3 separate regions of the Homo sapiens genome follow, and all the other regions are linked to region 2. The links are chromatin contacts, found by Hi-C or POLR2A ChIA-PET in ENCODE. All regions are on one chromosome and are shown on one strand. Each heading gives the region's core, a stretch centred on a gene start or an enhancer-like site at or near the end of the contact. The rest is flanking DNA. Distances are from core to core; before and after follow the strand shown. Region 1 has its middle 24 kb from the start of SP3. Region 2 overlaps SP3 (Sp3 transcription factor). Region 3 has its middle 67 kb from the start of SP3.

Region 1 (3,675 bases), core at 843-3,342, 50 kb before region 2:
CCAAAGCTGCAGGGGAAGGCATGACTTCGAAAGTCTCTAACAGGCTCTACGAACATGCTTTCCCACATAAACACTGAGACATCTGGGGAGAAAGGGGGGGAAAAAAGAGGGGTGGAGGCAGGGAGACCTCTAGACAGAATAAGCCAAGAGCGCAACAGCAGCTGTGAACGTGCCAGAGGCAGGCAGGCAGAGAGCCAGGATTCTCTGAGCAAAAGCTAAGCAGCAGGGCAAGCCACTCTCCCAGCAGAGTCACTGGCCTGGAAGTGTTGGATGGTGCCCACCAGTTGCCTAAGCAACCAGGGGGTGTCTAGAATTTCTGGGGGTTCGTTTAAGCTCTGGACCCCAAGAGGGGACTTCTTTATTCTTTCCTAACTGCATGGAGAACAGTTGGAGGGTCTGAAGGGACCATGTGGGTTGGGCTCTGAGAGCTGCTTCCTCCTCGGCTAGCAGAGTCTCTGGCCGTTGTGGATGCGTCAGTGCAGTAGCTCTGTGGCTCTCAAGCTGGGTTCTGCATGGAAAATCATATTCGTTACTGTATCCTAATAATTTGGCATGGGTGGGACTTAATTTTTTAGTTGTTGACTCAAGGTCTCTGATGCACAGGCTGGAGTGCAGTGGTTCAATCACACCTCTCTGCAGCCACCAACTCCTGGGCTCAAGCAATCCTCCCACCTCAGTCTCCCAAGTAGCTGTGACTACAGGTGTGCACCACCTTGCCTGGCTAATTTTTGTATTCTTTGTAGAGATGAGGTCTTGCTATGTTAGTTGCAGACTCCTGGCCTCAAGCAATCCTCCTGCCTTGGCCTCCCAAAGTGCTGGGATTATAGGTTTGAGCCACCGCACCCGGCTTAATTTTTAAATTGTCCTTTGCTGGCTGGGGATCATGTTCTTCTCCCTAGAGTCTCTGCATCACAGTTCTCGAGTCTCCAGCATCCTCCAGCACTTATGATTTCCCTTTTCCCACCCCAGCAGGAAAGAAACTGAGCATGCTGACACTTATAGTATCTCATCCTCAAATCCTCGGAGGCCCAGTCCTCGAGAGAGGTGGTAGCCTTATCTACACCAGCTGTGTGCAGCCCACATCCACAGAGGGGTAGGGAGAGAGCCACAAACACAGCCTCCTCCACTCCGTGGCACCCCCTCTCTTTTCAACCCTCTTCTTTTCTAAAACTAACTGCATTCCCTAGGCCGCCTTATTTTATTTCCTGGCTCCCAGAAATCTTTAGTGTGAGAACAGGCAGAGGAATCTCCTGGGGTGTATTTGGAAGGAAGGGAGTAAGCTCGGGGTTGGATAACTTCCACAAGCGGAATCTCAATCAGTGGTTCTTAACCCTGCTGCACAATAGAATCATCTGGGAGCTGTTAAAAAAATTGCAACGCTCAGGCCGAGGCCCAGAGATTTGGTTCAATGGGTCTAAATAAAGGTTTTGTTTAAAACATTTTTTTTGACAAAGATATTTTTAAAAACAACTCTCAGAGATGAGAAGCACCGACCTAAAGGTGAGTAGCTTGGGCATAAGCACAGGAAAGTCTCCTGTGTGCTGTGTGATGGGTCTGAACCTTATTCATCTGCAGGAGGCCTCTCAGTTTGGGCTGGTCAAGCAGCTGTGCTTGTTGGCAGAGACAGCTTGCTTCCTCCCTTTATCTACCAGATACACCCTCTTCCTTGGCCTAAACTTGAGGGAGGTGATGTTGGGTACAAAGACCCCAATTCTGTGGCATCATTACAGCAAGAAAGTTTTTGAGCAGTCGGCAGAGGAGAAATACTACTTCAGAGCACTGGGAGGGAGGGGGGTGGCTGACTTTTTTTCTAGGTCTAAAATAAAACCCAGAGGATGGGCGGGATGAAGACAAAAGGAGGGATGAAACAGAAGTGAAACAGCAGATAGAATCATGAACGAAAATGAGAGCATCCAGAAAGACTAAAAATTCTCATACACCTGTTCTTTGAACATCTCAGAAAGTTGGTCTTTTGACTCAAACAATTAAAATTACAAGTGGCCTTCCTTGGAAATCTGTCTCAAATCTCTGAATAGCTATAGCTCTGGCAGCTGCGTTGGGACAGTTATTTCAGTGTCCCAGAGGAAAGATATTTTGGGGTTTAGTCCTTGCCAGAAATAAGAAGCCAAGGGAAAAGGAGAAACATTACAGAATTTCCAAAAATATTTTGATAGCAATGCAAAACTTTGTAGAGGCTTGAAGAAAAACTAGAATACACTCTTATTTTAAGGACGCCTAGTGGACTGGCTCTGTATTTTGGCCAGTAGATTATTATGTTTGTCAGATATTCGGAAGGGCCTGTAAGTTCATGGATATACACATTTGAGTGTGTGTGTATACTGTGTGTGTGTGTATTTGTATGTATGCGTGCATTGGTTTATAATATATGTTCTCAGTCACTGTTGTGATTTGTATATATGGACTAGATTAGTTTTATTTAAGTTTTAAAATAATATAGGCCTTTTCCTATTTAGGAAAATGAGAGCGATAACATCAGGTAAGTCTGGTGGGAAAGTTAAACAGGGAAGTCTTCAGTTAGAGATTTAAAGTTGGACTATACCACTTAAGCATCAAATAAGACCTGACCCATCTGCAGTCATCAAGGCAGTTCTGGCTCATTACCGTACTCAAGAACCTTTTGTAGGTCTGGCTGGGAAATCATTTGTTCCTAAGAAAGCTTGCTGTTTTTCTCCTCCAGCCTTTCTTCCCTGTACCAGCTCCTACGTCCCTTGCATTGCTTAGGAAAAGTCTCTTTCTTTCTCTTCTTTCCTTCTTTTTTTTTTTTTTTTTTAGAGATGGGGTCTAGCTCTATCACCCAGGCTGAAGTGCAGTGGTACGATCATAGCTCACTGCAGACTCCAACTCCTGGCCTCAAACTATCCTCCCACCTTAGCCTCCCGCACAGCTAAGACTGCAGGCACGCGCCATCCTACCTTGCTTGGAAGAGTTTGTTTCTACTGTGTCCCAGTCTTAGTGGTTAAAGGACTTTGCTTCTCCCCCAGCAGTTTGGCAATAAGACTGTTTAATGGGTTCTCATTTTTATTAGTGAAAACTATTATTGTTCTGTAATATTTTATTTGTTACAATGTGTTCATTTTCTCCACTAACACCCAAGGGCGGTGTTGTACAGGGTACAGTTTTGAAAATAAAAAATAAAAATAAAACAACGTTAATTATGCCTTAAAGGTTGGCAGATGTGGATTTAAGAATTATTACATTGTACAGGTATCCCTCAGTCCTGTGCATGTTAATAAATATCTTTCCATCAGTCAACTTGTCTGGGCAGCCAAATCTGTAGAATCAGTTTTTGATTAAAGCTACCAAAAGTGGCAAAGCTTTGCTTATCTCAGCAAAGAAGGTTTTCATGCAATTTGGGACAGAGGAATAAACATTTCCGTGGTAAAAAATAAAAGTACAGGGTTTGAAGGAACAAGATTTTCTTAAGTCATCCAAGTGTGAGGCCCTGAAGGATAGGTAGCTAATACTGAGTAGAATTCAGATTGGAGTTCTCCTCCAGAACTCAGCAATTGAGTAAACAATACGTTATCTGCTCCATAAAGTGTGTAAAACAAACTCACCCTAGTGGCTCTCTTTTTAACTTTCTCTGTGATAAGGAAAAGAAATTGTATATTTATTTAAAAAGAATGAATGAATGAATGAAAGACTATTTTCATT
Region 2 (3,634 bases), core at 564-3,063:
AGGAATGAGTCCTAGGGCATTCCCAACATATAGAGGGTGAGAAGTAGAGGAAGAGCTAGCAAAGGAAACAGAAGGAGCTTCCATGAAAGCCAAGTATATTCTGGAAGCCAAGTGTGTAAATTACTTAAGAAAGGAGGAGGGAATGCTTATCCCTTTCTTTTCTTTTTTTTAGGCAGGGTCTCAACTATCACCCAGGCTGGAGTGCAGTGGCATGATCACTGGCCTGGACCTTCCGGGCTCAGGTGACCTTACCACCACAGCTTCCCAAGTAGCTGGGACTGCACATGTGTGCTGCCATGTCTGGCTAATTTTTTGTAATTTTTAGAAGAGATGGGGTTTTGCCACGTTGACCAGGCTGGTCTCGAACTCCTGGTCTCACGTTATCCACCTGCCTTAGCCTCCCAAAGTGCTGGGATTACAGGCATGAGCCACCATGCCTAGCATTATCTATTCATATATTGTGGAGGGTACATAAGATGAGAGAGAACGGGATATTGGATTTAGTAAGATAATGATTGTTGGTGACTTTTAACAAGTGGTTTCATTAAGAGTGCTGGGGAGGAAAGCATGAGTAGAATGATTTAAAAGGTGAAGAGGATTTAGTGAGAGTAATTACAGACTTTTTTTTTTTTTTTTTTTTTACTCGTGTTGTGAGCAACATTGAAATAGGTGGTAGCTGGAGGTGGACCTGGTTGAGGAGGTTGGTTTTCTAAGAATCTCGCCACAAATTAATGATAGAGGAGAGAAAGTATGAAAGAGGATGAGAGAGGGATGTTTTAAGAAAACAAGCAAGGTGAAACACAGGACACAGGTTTAAGGGTTGGACACAGGAGTAGGGGTCATTATAACAGGGAAAGGGCATTGGATAGACATTCAGAGATACAGATATGTTGATTGGAAGATAAGATAATTCTTGTCAGATTATTCCTTATTTCCTTTTGTGATAAGAAACAAGCTAAGATGGGTGAGAGGGCCAGGTGTTAGGAAGTTTGAGAAGGAAGAAGGTATGAAGTGGTCATCTGAGAATTGGAAAGTGAAATGTGAGATGTAGAATTGCAGCAGTACTGGGTGCCTGCTTGAATAATTAGCACAGTTGTGTTTTTTCTCCAGCTACCTTTAGCTGCTGGGCACACATGCAAACTTCAATCTTCTGTTTCCTGGTGGAAAGTTCCAAGTCCTTTTTGTTCTGTTTCTGCCATATTTTTGTTATCTGTTCATCCTCTCCATTCTCAGTTTGTTAGTTTGGCTCTTACTGGTCTCCTAGACCAGGGGTCTTGCACCCCCGGGTGCCAAGGCCACAGTGCAAAAAGTAAGCAGTGGGCGATAAGCATGACTGGCTGAGCTCCGCCTCCTGTCACATCAACAGCAGCATTAGATTCTCATAGGAGCCCGAACCCTATTGTGAATTGCACATGCGAGGGATCTAGGTTGCAAGCTCCTTATGAAAAATCTAATACCTAATGATCTGAGTGAGTGGAACAGTTTCACCCTGAAACCATCTCCCTTGTCAGCAGTAAAATTGTCTTCCATGAAACTGGTCCCTGGTGCCAAAAAGGTTGGGGACCGCTGTCCTAGACTACTATTAAGACATCTAATCTAGGCTGAGTGTGGTGGCATAATCCCAGCACTTTGGGAGGCTGAGGCTGGGAGAATTGCTTGAAGCCAGGAAGTTGAAACCAGTCTGGGCAACCAAGCAAGACCTTGCCTCTACCAAAAAACAAAAAAAAATTAGCTGGTCACAGTAATGTGTGCCCATAGTCCTGTCTGCTCAGAGAGGCGGAGATGGGAGGATTGATTGAACCCAGGAGGTCAAGCCTACAGTGAGTTATGATTGAGTCATTGCACTCCAGCCTGGGTGACTCTCTCTTAAAAAACAACTTCCATTTTCCATGCCCCCTCCTTTCTGGTGCATTAACAAAAATTTATTTTTAAAAAAAATTTTTACATTTTTAATCTTTTTAATTCCTCCCCCAAAATCAGTGTAACTTTTTTTTTTTTTTTTTTGAGTTGGAGTCTTGCTCTGTTGCTCAGGCTGGAGTGCAGTGGCGCAATCTTGGCTCACTACAACTTCCGCCTCTCTGGCTCAAGTGATCTTCCTGCCTCAGCCTCCTGAGTAGCTGGGACTACAGGCCCATGCCACCACACCTGGCTAATTTTTTGTATTTTTAGTAGAGACAGTGTTTCACCATGTTGGCCAGGCTGTTATCAAACTCCTGACCTCAGGTGATCTACCTGCCTCGGCCTCCCAAAGTGCTGGGATTACAGGCATGAGCCACCGTGCCTGGCCAGATGTCACAAAAATTTTTAATCTTATTTCAAAAATGCTGCAGTAGATATCCTTATACAGATGTGTCATTTCTTTTGTTAAAGTATGCATATCTGAAGCATATACATCTGAAAGCACAATCCCAAGGTTGGAGAATATGTGCATTTTAAATTTTGTAAGATACTAGAAACTGTTCCAATACATCATTTTGGTATCAGTCATTTTCCCTAAACACAGATCATGTTGCTTTCTGTAAAGTCTTTACTGGCTCTTCCATTACCTTTAAATTGAGGTCTGTTGAGTCTACAGATAACTTACAGCGCTCTTGCTGTGCATGCCAGATACTGGAATTACAAAGATGAATATGATAATTCTTGCACTAAAGGTGCTCATAATCTAACAAGTTAGACTATGATTTCTCAACCTCTGCACTGTTGATATTTTGGGCCTGATGATTCTTTGTTTTGGGGCTGTCCTCTGCATTGTAGGATGTTGAGGAGCATTCCTGACTTACCCACTAGATGCTGGTAGCACTCTGTACCCCAGGCAGTTGTGATAATAAAAAAAATGGCTTCACACATTGCCAGATGTCCCCTGGAGGACAGTTCTTCATCTCCCCCTTAAGAATCATTGGGTTAGACAGACATGCACATGATTCTAGTATAATGTGATAAATGGTATATTAACATTGAACCCCACAGCACTTTAGAAACAGGAATAGTGGAGTAACCTTCAGGTTGACATCTTTCAAGACTTAGCCCAGATACTGCCTTATCCCGCAGCCTTCCCTTCTTCTTGCCACCTTTGAATTACCGCTTGTTTAATAGCACTTGTCCTTTGTCTTGTATTATAGCTAACATGTATTTCTTGTTTTGGGATTGGGCAGTCATTGCTTACTCATCTTTTTTTTTTCTGCATTCTTTTTTTTGATGGATAAAATGAAGAGATGCCAATAATAGATACAGAATAAACGTAGATTTGTGTGGAAATGTGTAATGTAAATTTTACCTGTTTGGTTGCTTTTTTTTTTTTTTTTTTTTTTTGAGGCAAAGTTTCGCTCTTGTTGCCCAGACGGGAGCACAATGGCACTATCTCGGCTCACTGCAACCTCTGCCTCTTAGGTTCAAGTGATTCTCCTGCCTCAGCCTCTCCCGAGTAGCTGGGATTACAGGCGCCCACCACCACGCCCGGCTAATTTTTGTATATTTAGCAGAGACAGGGTTTCACCATGTTGACTAGGCTGGTCTTGAACTTCTGACCTCAGGTGATCCACCCTCCTTGGCCTCCCAAAGTGCTGGGATTATAACTTTGTTCAGATGTGATAGTTGCATTCTGTGTTTCATACCTCTACCAATTCTGTAATTGTGT
Region 3 (3,877 bases), core at 317-2,816, 42 kb after region 2:
ATAGGCCTTGTCTACTTGGCACGTTTAGATTCATGAGGGGACCTAATAAACCTTTTATGACTTTCAAAGAAAGAACATAGGGCCTTACTTGCTCAGGCTCTAGTGTTAAACTTGAGGCTCACTTGATAAGCCAAATTCAGGGCAGCAAAAAACTAAGAAAAGTTGATGATGGGAATGTATCTTTCTAACCAAAGTGTTCCTCAAATCTACTCCAATATTGGAGACAGTGAGTCAACCCTGAAATGGAGACTAGAAACTATAAGGCAGCAACATATGCACAAAACCAACTTTTTTTTTTTTTTTTTTGAGATGGAGTCTCATTCTGTCACCCAGGCTGGAGTGCAGTGGTGCAATCTCGGCTCACTGCAACCTCCACCTCCCGGATTCAAGCAATTCTTTTGCCTCAGCCTCCCCAGTAGCTGGGACTGCAGGCACATGCCACCACGCTCAGGTAATTTTTTGTAGTTTTAGTAGAGACGGGATATCACCGTGTTTCGATCTCCTGACCTCGTGATCCACCCACCTCAGCCTCCCAAAGTGCTGGGATAACAGGCGAGAACCAACGCGCCTGGCCAAAACCAACTTTTTAAAGCAATATTCTGCCCTATAAGTCATTATGTGACTGATGACGCACAGCAAAAGCGACAGTAGGTGTGAACACCATCCGGAACCAAGGTCTTGTGTTACCTAGTCTCCTCTCTGCTGGGCTGGTTTCTTTTTCAATTGGCAAAGGATAAAGGGACAGTTTTTTGAGATATTTCTCATGTCCTAGAATTTAAACTTAGGACACAGAGGGCAAAGGCTCGGAGGAAAGAAGTTAGCCGTTAACAGCTATGGCTGTGGAGAAAGAAGGTGTCCTAGAATGTGCGGGAGCATCATGGGGCCGGACTCAGCCTGCAGCGCCAGTGCTGAGCGACCTCTTTTAACACTCTGTACTTAAAGAACAACCAAAGGTGGTATACAGTCTTAACATTATTTGAAGGTGGCTTTTTGGACTCTGACTCAGTGTGATCGCAGCTTCTTTGTTCTTGAGGACTTTATCCCATCACAACTGTGAGATCTGGTGGGGAGCAAGCTGCAAACTTAAATTCCTCCCTGGTTTTGCTCTACAAGGGCAGAGAAAACTGTCCCTTTGCAAACAGTCATAAAATTAACAGGGTCACGGCATGGGTTCTATCAACTTGCTAGACTGTCAGGCAACCAGCTGCAGAAGGACCTAGGCCTTGCTCGTCATTGACCTCTAAGAATTAGCAGCACCGGGTTGCTAACTCCTTTGCTTTTGGCAGTTACTTCTGTCTTAGTTTCCCTATTGCCCCATGGGCAGGCAGCTAGGTGAGTGAAGTCTGGGTTCGCCTTGTCTCATTGTCACCTACTCCTCACTCACAATCAGGTTCTTGAAAGAGTTGCCCACACACTTTTCACTTCCTTTTCCCCTGCTCTCCTCTCAAATAACTCCCATCTGGTTTCTGTTCCTTCACTTCACTAAAGATGGTCTTGAAAAGGTCAACAGTGACCTCCCTGTCACTAACGCATGTAACATTGAAACATTCACATACTGCCTGACCTCAGTGTTCACATCAGTTGGCTGTTCTCCATTTGTTGAAGTAGATTCTTTCCTAATATCTACCCATGGCCCAGCTGTTTCCTTCTTCCTCTTTCCGCTTCTCTCTCTCCTTTGCTAGCTTTTCTTCTTGTACCTGGCAGTTAAATGTCGAATTTTTCCCAGGCTTGATCCTGAGCTGATTTCTCTTCTCAATCCGCACTCTTTTACTGGATGATCTCATTTGTTCTTGGGATTTCCTTTTACTGCAGACGTGGGCAACTCCCAAGTTTTCCATCTTCACTCCACTCCTCAACTGAGTTGCAGGTAAAATATTGAATTACCTATTTGGCCCCTGTTTTGGAACTTTCACAGGTACCTCAAACTTTATGTGTTCAGAATTCAGTTTCTGAATGTCTACTCCTAAACCTGGACCTTCAGTATTTATCTCAATGAATAACGTCATATGCTTCTCGATGCTCATGCCAGAAAGGGGAAGGTTAACGTTGACACCCTCTCCTTCCCATTCCCCATATTGATCTTGTTGATTGTCCAAGTGTCTCAAAGCCATGCATCTCTCTACATCTCCTCTACCAGCATCCGAGCAACAGCCATCATTTTTTGCTTGGATTACAGCAGTATCCTGGAATCTGGGCTCCTCGTAACCACTCTTCCTGACTCTGACTAGTCCACACTCCAATCAGCAGCCCAGAGTGATCTTTGAAAATGTCAGTCTCCTTAAAACTCTTTATTGGCACTTCACCTAGCATCCCGAGGCTTTGCCATGCCTGGCTGGGCCTCTGCCGGCTTCCCCAGCCTCCGCACACATGAGCCTGTCCCTTACTCGCTGTGCTCTGACCAACTACCCTTTCTCACTCAGATGGCTCAGGTTCCTTCCACTTGTCTCTGCATCCTGTGCACTTGGTTAGGGCTGCATTATGACTTTCATAGGTCCTAGGCACTTTTGCCTTATAGACTCCTTCATAAATATATTTTTAAAATTATGACTATATTGGTACAAAGATGAATATAATCTAGGTTGGATTCATTTTTTATTGAGATAAATGTACATAAACAAATGAGCCATTAGCATTAAAAAATTTTAATTGACAAAAATTTTACATACTTATGATATATAGCATATTTTGAAATGTATACTTATACATTGTGTAATGGCTAAATCACGCCAATGAACATATGCATTACTTCACATGCTTATTTATTATGTGTCAAGAACACTTAAAATCTACTCTCTTAGAAATTTTCAAGTATACAATACATTGTTATTAACCATAGTCACCATGCTGTACACTAACCATCTTAAAGCGTACAATTGAGTGGCATTTCATACACTGACAATATTGTGCAATCACTATCTCTACCTACTTCCAAAACTACCTCAAAGAAAATCCTGTGCCCATTAAGCAGACATGTCCCCATAAGCCCCTCCTCCCAGCCCCTCAGAACCATTAATCTGTCTTCTGTCTCTATGGATTTACTTGTTCTAGATGTTTCATATAAATAGAATCATACAATATGTAGCCTTTTGTGTCTGGAATCTTAGTGTAATGTTTTCAAGGTTCATCCACATTGTAACATGTACTAGTAATTCATTCCTTCTTATGGTTGAATAATATTCCATTGTATGTATTTACCACATTTTGTTTATCCACTCATCAATGATGGACATTTGTGTTTTTTTTCCCACCTTTTTGCTATTATGAATAGTGCTGATATGGTTTGGTTATGTCCCCACCCAAATCTCATCTTGAATTGTAACTCCCATAATTCCCACATGTTGTGGGTAGGACTCTGTGGGAGGTAATTGAATCATGGGGGTGGGTCTTTCCTGTGCTGTTCTCATGGTACTGAATACATCTCACGAGCTCCCCTGTAAAAGCTCTCTCTTTTTTTTTTTGGCCAACCACCACGTAAGATGTCCCTTTGTTTTTCCTTCATCTTCCACTTTCATTGTGAGGCCTCCCCAGCCATGTGGAACTGTGAGTCAATTAAACCTCTGTCCTTTATAAATTACCCAGTCTCGGGTATGTCTTTATCAGCAGCATGAGAACAGACTAATACAGTGCTGCTGTGAACATTTGTGTACAAATGCTTGTTTGAATGCCTGTTTTCAATTCTTTTGGGTATATACCTAGGAATGGGATTGCTGGATTCATTATTCTCCTGATCTTAAAAGAAATTAAAAACATGTTCATGGACCCCTAAATGTGTTGTGAGCCTAGGCACTGCACCTACTATGCCTGATGGCTACGTTGACGCTTCATCCTATTCCTTCTGCCTCAACTGCTTCTAGTGCACCTTTGGTGCACCAGGAGA

The links. Hi-C counts contacts between places; a loop is a spot of excess contacts on that map. ChIA-PET counts read pairs that join two places held with the same protein, here RNA polymerase II (POLR2A). Pooled maps may share reads with other maps.
Region 1: a loop to region 2 is called in a map with no recorded cell type, with 5 times the contacts of the local background. The contact joins two enhancer-like sites. A Hi-C loop is called at or near these places in 1 of 168 maps with a recorded cell type or tissue (endothelial cell of hepatic sinusoid), 5 of 37 single-sample maps with no recorded cell type and 5 of 50 pooled maps. POLR2A ChIA-PET finds 5 or more read pairs at or near these places in 9 of 52 experiments (B cell, Caco-2, GM12878 and 6 more).
Region 3: a loop to region 2 is called in a map with no recorded cell type, with 5 times the contacts of the local background. The contact joins two enhancer-like sites. A Hi-C loop is called at or near these places in 4 of 168 maps with a recorded cell type or tissue (B cell, astrocyte of the cerebellum, endothelial cell of hepatic sinusoid and 1 more), 11 of 37 single-sample maps with no recorded cell type and 6 of 50 pooled maps. POLR2A ChIA-PET finds 5 or more read pairs at or near these places in 9 of 52 experiments (A673, B cell, Caco-2 and 6 more).

The regions. Positions count from the first base shown.
Region 1 is chr2:173,987,933-173,991,607 of GRCh38, reverse strand. No RefSeq gene overlaps it. Among named protein-coding and RNA genes, the nearest start is that of SP3, 24 kb to the right of the region's middle. Within about 2 kb of position 2,092, at least 4 of the 41 ENCODE cell types and tissues checked have a DNase peak (open chromatin) inside an H3K27ac peak, as active enhancers do; they include GM12878 and OCI-LY7, where a contact is called at or near this core.
Region 2 is chr2:173,938,135-173,941,768 of GRCh38, reverse strand. All of the region lies in intron 4 of SP3 (Sp3 transcription factor), which reads left to right. Among named protein-coding and RNA genes, the nearest start is that of SP3, 25 kb to the left of the region's middle. RefSeq lists an enhancer at 1,557-1,696. Within about 2 kb of position 1,813, at least 5 of the 41 ENCODE cell types and tissues checked have a DNase peak (open chromatin) inside an H3K27ac peak, as active enhancers do; they include GM12878 and OCI-LY7, where a contact is called at or near this core.
Region 3 is chr2:173,895,965-173,899,841 of GRCh38, reverse strand. No RefSeq gene overlaps it. Among named protein-coding and RNA genes, the nearest start is that of SP3, 67 kb to the left of the region's middle. Within about 2 kb of position 1,566, at least 4 of the 41 ENCODE cell types and tissues checked have a DNase peak (open chromatin) inside an H3K27ac peak, as active enhancers do; they include OCI-LY7, where a contact is called at or near this core.